2 separate regions of the Homo sapiens genome follow, and region 2 is linked to region 1. Evidence: chromatin contacts called from ENCODE Hi-C or POLR2A ChIA-PET data. All regions are on one chromosome and are shown on one strand. Each heading gives the region's core, a stretch centred on a gene start or an enhancer-like site at or near the end of the contact. The rest is flanking DNA. Distances are from core to core; before and after follow the strand shown. Region 1 holds the start of OSBPL10-AS1 (OSBPL10 antisense RNA 1). Region 2 holds the start of OSBPL10 (oxysterol binding protein like 10).

Region 1 (5,757 bases), core at 1,682-4,181:
TGTTCCCCAGGCTGTGCCTTCAGTGGCTCTGACATCCATATTTTTCTAGCTGGCCTTCAGAATCTAGAACTTCCTTCCCCAGCACACCCTCCCCGCAGATCATGTCTGTCTGTCTGTGTAACAGCTGCTTCTCTACCCTACCACAGTCGAACCACATAACATAGCATTTCGTAAGGATAAGATGGTGACGCACTTGCTAGGAGCTCAGCACTGGGTTAGGTCCTCCGCACGCCTCATGCGATTCTCACACCACCGTGCCAGGAAGGCTCCCAACTGGAGTAACTGGCTGGGAGTGGAGCCCAGGAAGGCTGAACTCCAGGCTCTTTCTACCACCTGACAATGGCCCCAGTGACACCACACAAGCTTTCAGCTACGTACAAAATTGCCTTTCCTGCTTGCCTCTAGAATGAAGCTACTGACTAGAGGTGAGGGGTGACGTATGTGGGACCCTCTCCATGACGTTAGTGGTCAGGACACTGGTTCTGTTGGTGAGGTTCCTCAGGAAGCATCCTGCCTGCACTCAGCACCAAGAAGAGTTGGTTCCACTTCTACCTATGGCAATGAGATTTGGATCAGCAACAAGGTTACCCTTGGGGACCAGCTGTTACAGCTAAGGACAGCCCTCAGAAGGTCGTGAGGTTGGGCGTGTAGAGTGGCGTCATTCCTGGTGCCACCATTTCCCTTCCCCATCTTTTCCCTCTATGGCCACTGTGCATAGCCATCTCTATAGGCCACCTACAGTTATCTCTAGAACATAGCAAGAAACAAAGAAATAGTACCTTGAATTTTCCATACCATCTCATATGCTTTTTCTGATGTTCTCCCTGCCCTTGTAGAGTAGCAACAACTCCTCCCAAGATCAAATGCAGGGCTGTCCAGCCCTGAGGATAACCATTTATGTACAAATGTCCTTTCAAATTATACCTGGAATATCCATACTTGAAAGCAATGCTGGCCTTTTTCCCCACTCTTCTTCTCCAATCTCACCACAACGAAAAGAATGTGCATAGAGAAGGCTTGAGGATAGAGACAGAACCCCAACAACTGACCACAAATCCAGGGGACATGCCAACCTACCTTGGTCAAATCCATTCCAAGTTTGAGTTGTGAAATGAGATGAAGAATTATACTACGCTGATCCTCCATGACGCCCAATTCCGTCTCTTCCTTATCTTCATTGTCACTTTTTTCATCTTCAGACAAAACCAATTCAGAGCCTGAGTTTGGCTAAAATGAAATAATCAATAAAAATCACCAGCTGGCCCAATAGAAGTTAGAAATAAAGTGTATGAATTCACATGCTTTGCAATGACAGAAGAAACCCAATCCTGTCCCGGGCAGAGCTCCTCTGTGACCCAGTCCTATTGGCCACGGGGCAGACAAGTCCCCTGGGGGTCGGACCTGTGCCTTGGACACTGCATATCCCCTTTCATCTCTCCCGTCATCCCTGATTAGTGAGTGTAAGGACTTCCCCTGACAAAACAGCTCCCTGTTCTTTAAGAAACTAACTATAGTATATGGGTATGAGCCCCCTTCATTTTGCCTATTAGCAAGTAGGAGTTTACCAAAGTTAGACTCCTGTTAACTTGCACAATCCAGGCCACTTCATATCTAATATAAATTTTTCTGTTTATAAGTAAAAGTTGGATTATCCAGGGACTAAAATTATTTATGGAAAAACGTGCTCTAAGACTATTTCTACCCAAATCAATTAGGATCACTCTAGCAGGTATAAGAAAATGCTGAGAATTGGCATTAATTTAGGGAGGAAGACAACAAATGAAAATTTAAGGCAAAACTGAAACTTTATGATACTACTGGGATTCACACTGGCCAACATACCCTGCTTTCCTCGATGCAAGTTTATTAATTCAATCACTCAATTCCAATTTTTCACATTACATAGAAAACAGGCAACTTAATAAACTGGGCAAGGGGATTATTGCACATAAAATTTTCCAGTATCCAAGTATTAAGGACTCTGGTTACAAGGTTAACTTGCCCTCAGAATTCTATTGAAAGAAGTATCCACATTCCACACTCCACATTTACCTATGTTCTTATGATGCTTGCTTACATATAAGCAAAAGCACTCTGCACAGAACATTATACATTTCTTTCCAATTATCAATAACAGGTCAGACATAATATACAGAAATTCAGAAGCTCAAAGATGTTAAACATGAAAGGATACAGACTTGTCCAAATGTCCATGCAAAAAACGAACAATTTACTAACCTCATTAGACAGAATCATCTTATATCTACAGGCACTTCTAACATACAAAGGTTATTTTAGTGGTCAAGGTGTTTAAAATTGTCTGGCCTTACATACCCACACGGACCATTCCTTTCCAACATTCCAAAGAGAGGTAATAACGGTGTTCCTTCCCTCCTGGGGTAGGCATTTTTAAAACTTCAACGTAAATAGACGTTTTCCACAGACATACTCCTAAGGTGTTCTCAATCAGCTCTAAATAACCCCAATTCTAAAGAGATGGTTGGGAAGATCTCAGTGAAGCCCACAGGATATTCCCCCAGCCAAAAGCTGAGTTTTCTTTTATTATGTGCCCAGTTCTCTAGCCACCTCATAATGGGTATTATCTGACGTCATTGGCAAGTTGCTTTGCTAGATTATGCTGAAATAATTGAGGAATCCTTACCTATGCTAACCCTGAGAGGAAGAGCCAGAGAGGGAAGTCTCTGAGCTGTGAGCTACCCTGATTCTACACTGGGAAGTTAGGGGTAGAAGCACACAGGAGCCCAGCACTTACAGCCAGTGGCCCTGGGGGTCTCCTCCAGCTCCACCTCATGACACCCCGTGCTGCTGCGTGACTGCTCCTGGTGCCAAGGCCACCGCTGCCATGAGTCTGAATGGCTAATGCTGAGATTAGCAGGGCCTCCCTTCTACTGGCCTGTCCTCCTGGCTCTCCTCCCTTTTGCCTCTTCTGGATTTCAGGTCAGTTTGAAAGTGGGTGGCTGTCTCAGCTCCCTGTGAGCTTCCATTTCCAGTCTACGCTACGGAAGTCAGAGAGCTCAGACACAAATCCCTCCCAATGGCAAAGGTGCTATAGCTGCAACTTCCTCTGCAGTGACCCGGTGGGCAGTAATCTGTATTAGCAGAATTCCTCTCATGCCAGCACCAGCTGGGGGAGGAGAGGGTAGTGCCTGGGCATTCTGCTTTGGGAAGAAAAAGGACAATCAAAACCAAGTGAAATCCAACCACCATGGTGTACCCAACAGGTGGAGTGGGCTGCAAAGTCCTTAAACATCTCAACAGGAGAAGTAGCTCCATTTTGCGGGCAATTATTTTCTGCTTGAAATTAGCTGTTCTCACCAAGAATGGACTGCATACTAAATCAATTGCTCCACTGAGGCTGCCATAAGCTTCATGAAGCAAAGAATGATTCATTCTTCTAAAGCTGTGATTTCCTATTTGCTCACAAGCCATTGCAGGGGAAATCCTCATCTTTCCCACTCACTGCTACACTCACTGTGATGTGTTTATAGACCTTCGGGGACCACACCTCCTCCAGCTGTCTGCCTTACTCGAAAATTAGACCCAGCTTGTCCCTGACTTCTAGTAGCCAGAAAGTCTTCCACAAGATCCAGCCGCATGATACGGAGTACACACATAAATGTGAAAACAAACCCCTCCATCCTTTCCCACTGTAAATCAACAGCACATGCCCTCTGTGTCTGACAATTCCTCTCAAAGACAGTGGCTCCAGCAGAGGAAATTAAGGCTGGTGCAGGTGCCCCAGAAGCTGAGTCATCCGGGATGACTGGTGGCCCTGAAGTCCCGCCCACAGAAGGACGGCCATGGGAGCCTGGCACACTGCCCCTTGGTGGCACAAATCCTGAGCAAGCCATGCCCTAACCTTAAACAAGGACCTAGGACTGTTTTCTCTCCCACAGCCTCTGAGAACTTGCCCTTTCTCTCCCAATGTGATTTGTAAACAATTCTCCTACCCAGCCTCAAGTAAATATCAGAGTTAAGCTGGTTTCATACACCATGTTGACAGTAAACATCTTAGAGGACACTTTCAATCCACCCACACTGCAGCTCAGTCCATCTGCACAAAGAGAAGACCCCCCCCCCCACCCCCATCGCGGTCCAACTTGGGGGTACATAGATGGAAAGGCAGCAGTAGTCAGCAGGTCAACTCTGTCTGAAAGAGGTCCATGGCAATGTAAATACCAATCTACTGGCAACCACAAAGCACCCACATAGACAGGCACTGCAAGGAATGGAGGGTTTGAAGAAGCAGGTCTTGATGGAGTTTTAAAGACACAAAACCTCCTTCCCTTTCAGGGTCAAGGGTTTGTTGATTCCGCTACTCTGATGTGGAATTCAAAGAGATGGATAATTATCATCCTTTCTAAGTGCTGTTTTCCATAATCAGGTCCCCGTGCTTATCCACATCCACACTCCCCTTCTCTCACAAAGTCCTACTTGTCTCCTGGGAGCCCCTGCACGCCTCCCCTCTCTGAATCTCTGCGAATTTTCACTTATAAAACAGTAACAACTCTCTCAAGGTCATCAAAAATGGCAGAACAGTGTTCCCCCATCTCTGAAAAATATGAATGTGAGAAACGGTTTCATACTGCTGAGAGAATTTATAAGACTTAAGCAGAAGAATCTTCAGATCCCCCATCCCCCAGAGATTTTTGCAAATGAGCCAGCCCAGCCACAAAAATGTATGCAAACTTGAAGATAAAATGGAATTAAAATATGTTTTAAAGAGAAGCAGGCTTTGGAAAAATGAGGATTTTAATAAAAACAGAAATTACGACAATATTTCTACCACACAAGCACCTCAGGGCATATGGTGCTACAAAAATCAAGCAACTGTGCCTATTAGCAAATGGGGAGAACGATAAGCGAAAAATCAATGGGCAGGAAAAAGCTTCACGGGCAGGCTGGGGTTTAGGGACATTCCCTGGTGACCCACAGTGACCTGTGCCCGGAGCAAGGGTTCTTGGCCTGGGTCACATGGACAGCCCTTAAGATATCCACCCCCATCCTTGAAATTTTATGCAAAAATTGTAAGTCTGGGCATTTTTCTGAAGAGGGGGTCCATAGCTCCCCTTGGATTCTTAGAAGGGTCTCTGCCCCTTCGCTGACCTCCAGCCTCTTGAGGACCAAAGGCTGAGACCATGTGAGAGATGGGGTCTTGGGCTGGGAATGGTCCAATCCAAGACAGTCACAGCATCTACAGATGTGACTCTGCCCTTAACCATGGGCCTCTGCTTCTTATCTAGTAAGGAGAAGGAGATATATGGGGCTATGCCACCGAGGCCAAAGCCAGGAGGCAAAACTGTGACGTGTGTTAGGTTTGTGTGGGTCCAACAGTCTTCTCAATGGGAACATCAATGTGGGAGAAACATTTAGCTTTGCTTTCATCTCTTAAACAAATATCTTAATTCTTCAATACAAATGCAGATTTCAAGCATGACTGAAATGCCAATCTTTTTATTCAATACATATATGTAATGTAACTACAGTTTGTGTCCCTCCCAGGAAAAAGCATGAAATAGACATTTGTCTGCAGAGTCCACTCATTTCCCTGTCACAGGCTTCGTTCACTCCACCCATGTCCCCAAAGGTACTCTCTTTCCTGGCACTTCACTCCTGCTTTCCCCTCCTCAGACAGATGACTCCCACCCCACCCCACCCTTCCTGCTTTAGTGAACTGCCTTCTCTCTTAACCTAGACCTGGCCTTCAGGTAGCTGGGGTCAACACAAGCAGTTTGA
Region 2 (5,251 bases), core at 948-3,447, 280 kb after region 1:
TGATTGCTCAACACACCAACAAAATGCTGTTACTGACAAGGCACCTTGAGTTGCCATTAACGAGACATAATTACCAAGAACTGAAATCAGATTTAGTCATCTCATATCTCCCTCTACCTACGCATTCTACCTATTCTTTTTCAGCTTTCACGAATTGAAAGGGGAAGGGAGAGGCAACAGCAGACACTAGGACTATTTTGAGAAATAAAAGGATTCAAAAGTTAAGTGCAACTTCCACTAACATAGTAACACATCTCCCAGGAAGCCCAGGTGACTCAGAAAGTCCTATATGTAGAATATCAATATAGAAACAACTCAGTTTCCATACTTCAAAAGACCTCTTCCTCCAAGTTGAGTTTCGTGCAGATAACTGGCTGATATGTTTCAGATGGAAGCAAATCTGAACATTTCCAAACAATCTACAGGAAGAGATAACCAAGTAATATAGTCCATGCAGCAGAGATAAGCAACTTTCCAGGGTATAATTCAAATCTCACAAACATCCTTAAGAGCCCCAAGTCTATTAAGATCTGGAGACTGTTAAATAGGCAGGACAAAATATCCCACCAACCACCTCTCCAAAAAGCATTGTTCTCCTCGCACTGACACTTGTATTTCCCTCTGGCTTGTTTTTGGAAAACAAATTGAAAAAAAAAACAAAAACAAAAAGTAAACAGTAGTGCCACATCTGTTCTTGTCTTCCTCACGATGGCAGATCACACACACTACCACCATTCCAAGTGCCTCCTGAGCCCCTTTCCTCGACAGCCCCATCCTTCCACGTGTCCATAACTAGGCTTCTCAACTGCAAGGGGGAAGTGAGCAGGAAACTTCAAATGGGACCTGAAGAGGAAATAATGATAATAATGTAAATTGCTACTAATATTAAAAGGGGGAGGGTATTTTTTCTTTCTTTTTATTATTTTATTTTATTTTATTTTATTTATTTATTTTTTTTGAGTCGGAGTCTCGCACTGTCGCCCCGGCTAGATTGCAATGGCGCGATCTCGGCTCACTGCAACCTCTGCCTCCGGGGTTCAAGCGATTCTCCTGCCTCAGCCTCCGGAGTAGCTGGAATTACAGGCGCGCCGCCACGCCCGGCTAATTTTTTTTGTTTTTAGTAGAGACGGGTTTTCACCATGTTGGCGAGGCTGGTCTCGAACTCCTGACTTCGTGATCTGCCCGCCTCGGCCTCCCAAAGTACTGGGATTACAGAGGTGAGCCACCGCGCCCGGCCTCTTTCTGTTTTTAAACAAAACTTCCATTACAAACATCGGAGGCTGCAAGGCACAAACTGGGGCAGGAGTATGCACAGTCGCCCAGGATGACAAGTGGCAGGTTTTTTGTTGATGGTGGTGGTGTTCTGAAACACCAAACTTTAAAATGAACTGTTACTTAGAGAATTACTGTAATCGGAGCGGACGTGCTAACGCTTTTTCACCCCGGCACAAAGCACGCCCCTTCTGCCTCCCTTTCCCAGTCATTCTTCAGGCGTGCGGGAAACCGCGGACAAGCAGAGCACGGGGACCAGCACGATCCTCCTGCCACCACTCCAGTCTCTGCAGGTGCCAGCATAGAAGAAAACCAGGGCTCTCGCCTCCCTCCCCGCCACTGCGGTGCGGTCCCGGGGTGGAGCCACGGCGCGCCCCATCCTGAGAACCCCACCTGGAGGGGAGCAGGGACGCAGGAAGGGCACCGTTGGGAGGCATCACTGGGTTCGCTGAAGGCACAATCGCGCGCGCACACACATACACAGACACACATACACACACGCACGCACACACACACACACACACACAGCGGCGCGCGGTGGCGCGGGCGGCTGGCGCGTTACCTGTTCTGCCAGCCCTGGAGGAGGTTGGTGTATTTGCTGAGCACGCCCTCGAGCGCCGGCTCCCTCCTGCGGCCGCCTCCCCCGGACGGGCTAGCGGCCACAGAGCCCGGGCTGCTGCGGCTTCCCCCGCCGCCGAGCCCGGCCGCCGCCGACCGGCTGGAGACCCCCCGGCCCGCCAGAGAGCAGGAGGGCGAGGAGCCCGCCGAGGTAGCACGGCTGCTGCTGCGGCTGCTGCTGTTGCTACCCCCGCCGCCGTCTGTGCCCTGGACTGCCCTCTCCATGGTCCGTGGGCGCCCGGGACGCGGGTGCCCGCCGCGGTGGCGGCCCCGGCACGGCGGCTGCTGCTGCTGCTACAGCTCCGGACGCCCGGGCCGCGCGTGCCTGCTCCAAATCCCCGGGAAATGCCTGACTCATACAGGAGGAAGAGGAGGAGGAGGCGAAGGAGAGCTGGGAAGGAAGCCAACGGGGCTGGATGCAGCTGCGGCCGCCCCTCCTCCCGCCGCGGCCAGGGCCCGGCCCCTCCCTCCGCACTAGTTTCCCGGGCAAGTTCGGAGCGGGTGGCCGGCTAGGCGAGCCCTCTTCGGGTTCCTCCTTCTCTTCCTTCGTGTCCCTGCGGCCTCTCAGGCCCTCGGGACACTCTAGGAGGCCGATCTGCAGGGTGGGCACGCCCTAAATCCACGCCAAGTCACCCACGCATTCCTTCTGCCACCCTCTCTTGGATCCGAAGGGGCGAAAGGGAATCTCTGCACGTCACTCCCCACCCCTTATCCACCTCGGGACCTGGAGGGAGGGGCAGCCCCACCCACCCGGTCCACCCGGATATGGACCCGCCCGGCCTGACAGGCTCACACGCACACTCCCTCTCTCGGTCTTCCGCACACGATGCTGCGCCAGACGCTCCTACACAGTAACCTGGAAATTATCACCGGCGGAGCAAAGTCACAGCTCAGGGAGGCCCTCCGCGTTGTCTGGCGGAGGAGGGGAGTGGCAGGTGATCCTCACAGGTAAGCTCGCCGGGCATTTTCATGCAGCAGGATTATGATAAATGCTTAACAGACACACGGCTGGGCTGGGGTGAGGCGCGCGAACTCTCAGGTTTGTGCGAGTGCTTCCTTAAATTGAGTGTCCTAGGTCACTCACTGGCCTAACCCTAATCCCCTGCCCTGAATGGCACGCATAAACCTGGCAAGTCAAAACCTATCCATTGCTACCACACTGCACGTGCACCTAGGAGCAGAGGCTCTGAAACCGGGAAAACTGCTCCAGAGGCAAGGGAAATTAACAGATATTTACAAACATTGAAGGATTCTCTGTGTTGGCTGTAACTTCTGCGCCCCTCTTCCTACCTAAAGATACTCTTTCTATCCCACTAATATTTTTTGTGAATATAGATATCCATTGTAATCTGAAGTATCAAAAATTACCTAGAAAAAAGCTTTGAGGAACTCAGACTCTCTCTCTCACACACACACAGACAAAACAAAAGGTGATAGATGATAGGTGATCTCCGTCCAAAGGATCTACAAACCCATCAAGCAGATAAATACTTCAAGAGTTAAAAAAAATTACTAAATGGAAAAGTCAGCTCTCAAAGGGACAGTTCCCCGAGCCCAACCCCTTTCTAGCTTCACATCCTTCCAGGAAGATTTCATGGGTGGTTTAGCTCTAGAGATGCACGGAGAAGCTTCTGGAGTTGAAGAGAAGTGGTTGTGCCCCTGAGTAAATTACAATTCCAGGTGCCTACATAGTGTTAAAAAAAAAAAAATCTGAAAAGAGCTTGCCTGGACCAAATTTGAAGCCATTCAGAGCTGAATTCTAACCTATGACCTTGATCAAATTACCTCTTTTAGCCTTAGTTTTCTCACTGCAAAATGGGACAAATGATACCGGCTGTAATAAACTATGCAAGAATGTTCATTTGTTCAAAATATTTACTGCCGCTTCCTATGGAAAGAGTATCCTTCCTCCACATGGACCTTAGGCTTGGCCATGGAATTGCTTTGAGCAATGGAATGTGAACAGAAGTAATGAATGCCCCTTCCAAACATAAGCTTTAAGAGCAGTCATATGGTTCCACCATCTTTCTCTTTTCCTTATCCCAGGAGAGCAGCATGTCCCGGATAAGGACTCTCCTTAAGCTTGTGTCCTGGAGTGAGAAGGTGTGGAATACAGCAGATCCTAAGCCAGTTAGTGTTGGCCATGTAACATGCACAAAATGTTTGTTTGAAGCCATTGAGATTTTAGCATTATTTTTTACCACAGCATAGCTTTGCCTAAGCTAACTTACTGATCATATATGAGTGTTCATTGAGTCCTGCATTGACATACAGACTGAAGGTGGGAAGGTAGGTGCATACTGGACTATAAATGTCAGCATTATGTACCAAAACAACATGCCTTTTATTGGAGACTGCCACCTTAAGCTCCTGCTAAAAGAGGAGAAGTGTCATTTTATTTCATATTACCTAACCTATGCCACCATTACTCCACCTTATGCAGCCAACCTAAGACTGAATGAGCTAGCACAACAAATTCTCACCTTGGACTAAAAAATTAGACCCTTGAGATAGACCAGTTCAAGTGGGGAAGGAACTAAGCTAAAAGGAATAGTCAAGGCCAGGATGGGGCAGGAGCAAGCCAGCCGTATGGGATCAAAAATGTCCAAGAGGTGAGTGGAGCAGATGTGCTGAAAGTAGAGGCTATATCATGAAAGAGTGATGAAGCACATGCTGTTCCTCCTGCTGGTGACACTGTTCCCTGCTCTCTTCACCCGGTTTGTGTTTCTCACCCATGGAGTTATGGATTACAAGTCACTTCTTCCAGAAAGCTTTCCTTGACCTACCGTAGTATAGCAAATAGGGAAAAGGTACCTGCAGAATTATGTTTGGAGAGGAAAAAGTCTTTATGTTTGAAAAACAATTTGGAAAATACATAATAAGTTGGCAAAAAGTATTTGAAATACATACTGTAATGCCCAACAGTTTCATCTTGCTTGTTACCCGGAAAAGCCAATGCAGGTTTTTGCAATAGAGGAAGAGTTTAACAATTGTAGGGCCAGCCAAGCTGGAGCACAGGAGTGTATTATTACTCAAATCAATCTCCCTGAAAATTCAGAGCCTAAGGGGTTTTTTTTGTTTTTGTTTTTGTTTTTGTTTTGAGACTGGAGTCTCGCTCTGTCACCCAGGCTGGAGTGTAGTGGCACGACCTCAGCTCACTGCAAGCCCTGCCTCCCGGGTTCACGTCATTCTCCTGCCTCACAGCTTCCCCAGTAGCTGGGACTACAGGCACCTGCCACCATGCCCAGCTAATTTTTTTGTATTTTTAGTAGAGATGGGATTTCACTGTGTTCACCAGGATGGTCTCGATCTCGTGACCTCGTGATCCGCCCACCTCGGCCTCCCAAAGTGCTGGGATTAC

What was found. A loop is a pair of places that touch in the nucleus more often than their neighbours do. ChIA-PET counts read pairs that join two places held with the same protein, here RNA polymerase II (POLR2A). Pooled maps may share reads with other maps.
Region 2: a loop to region 1 is called in a pooled map, with 4 times the contacts of the local background. The contact joins the promoter of OSBPL10 here to the promoter of OSBPL10-AS1 in region 1. A Hi-C loop is called at or near these places in 2 of 50 pooled maps. POLR2A ChIA-PET finds 5 or more read pairs at or near these places in 3 of 52 experiments (AG04450, BJ and PC-9).

What each region holds. Positions count from the first base shown.
Region 1 is chr3:31,701,282-31,707,038 of GRCh38, forward strand. It overlaps OSBPL10-AS1 (OSBPL10 antisense RNA 1), which reads left to right and starts at 2,932. Exons shown (of 5, transcript NR_049771.1): 1 at 2,932-2,958. OSBPL10 (oxysterol binding protein like 10) reads right to left here. Exons shown (of 12, transcript NM_017784.5): 7 at 1,078-1,227. It overlaps LOC124909360 (a long non-coding RNA gene), which reads right to left and starts at 1,069. Exons shown (of 2, transcript XR_007095858.1): 1 at 1-1,069.
Region 2 is chr3:31,979,065-31,984,315 of GRCh38, forward strand. OSBPL10 (oxysterol binding protein like 10) reads right to left here and starts at 2,198. Exons shown (of 12, transcript NM_017784.5): 1 at 1,835-2,198. The coding sequence starts at 2,115. ZNF860 (zinc finger protein 860) reads left to right here and starts at 2,686. Exons shown (of 2, transcript NM_001137674.3): 1 at 2,686-2,838. RefSeq lists an enhancer at 284-333 and a silencer at 1,888-1,957.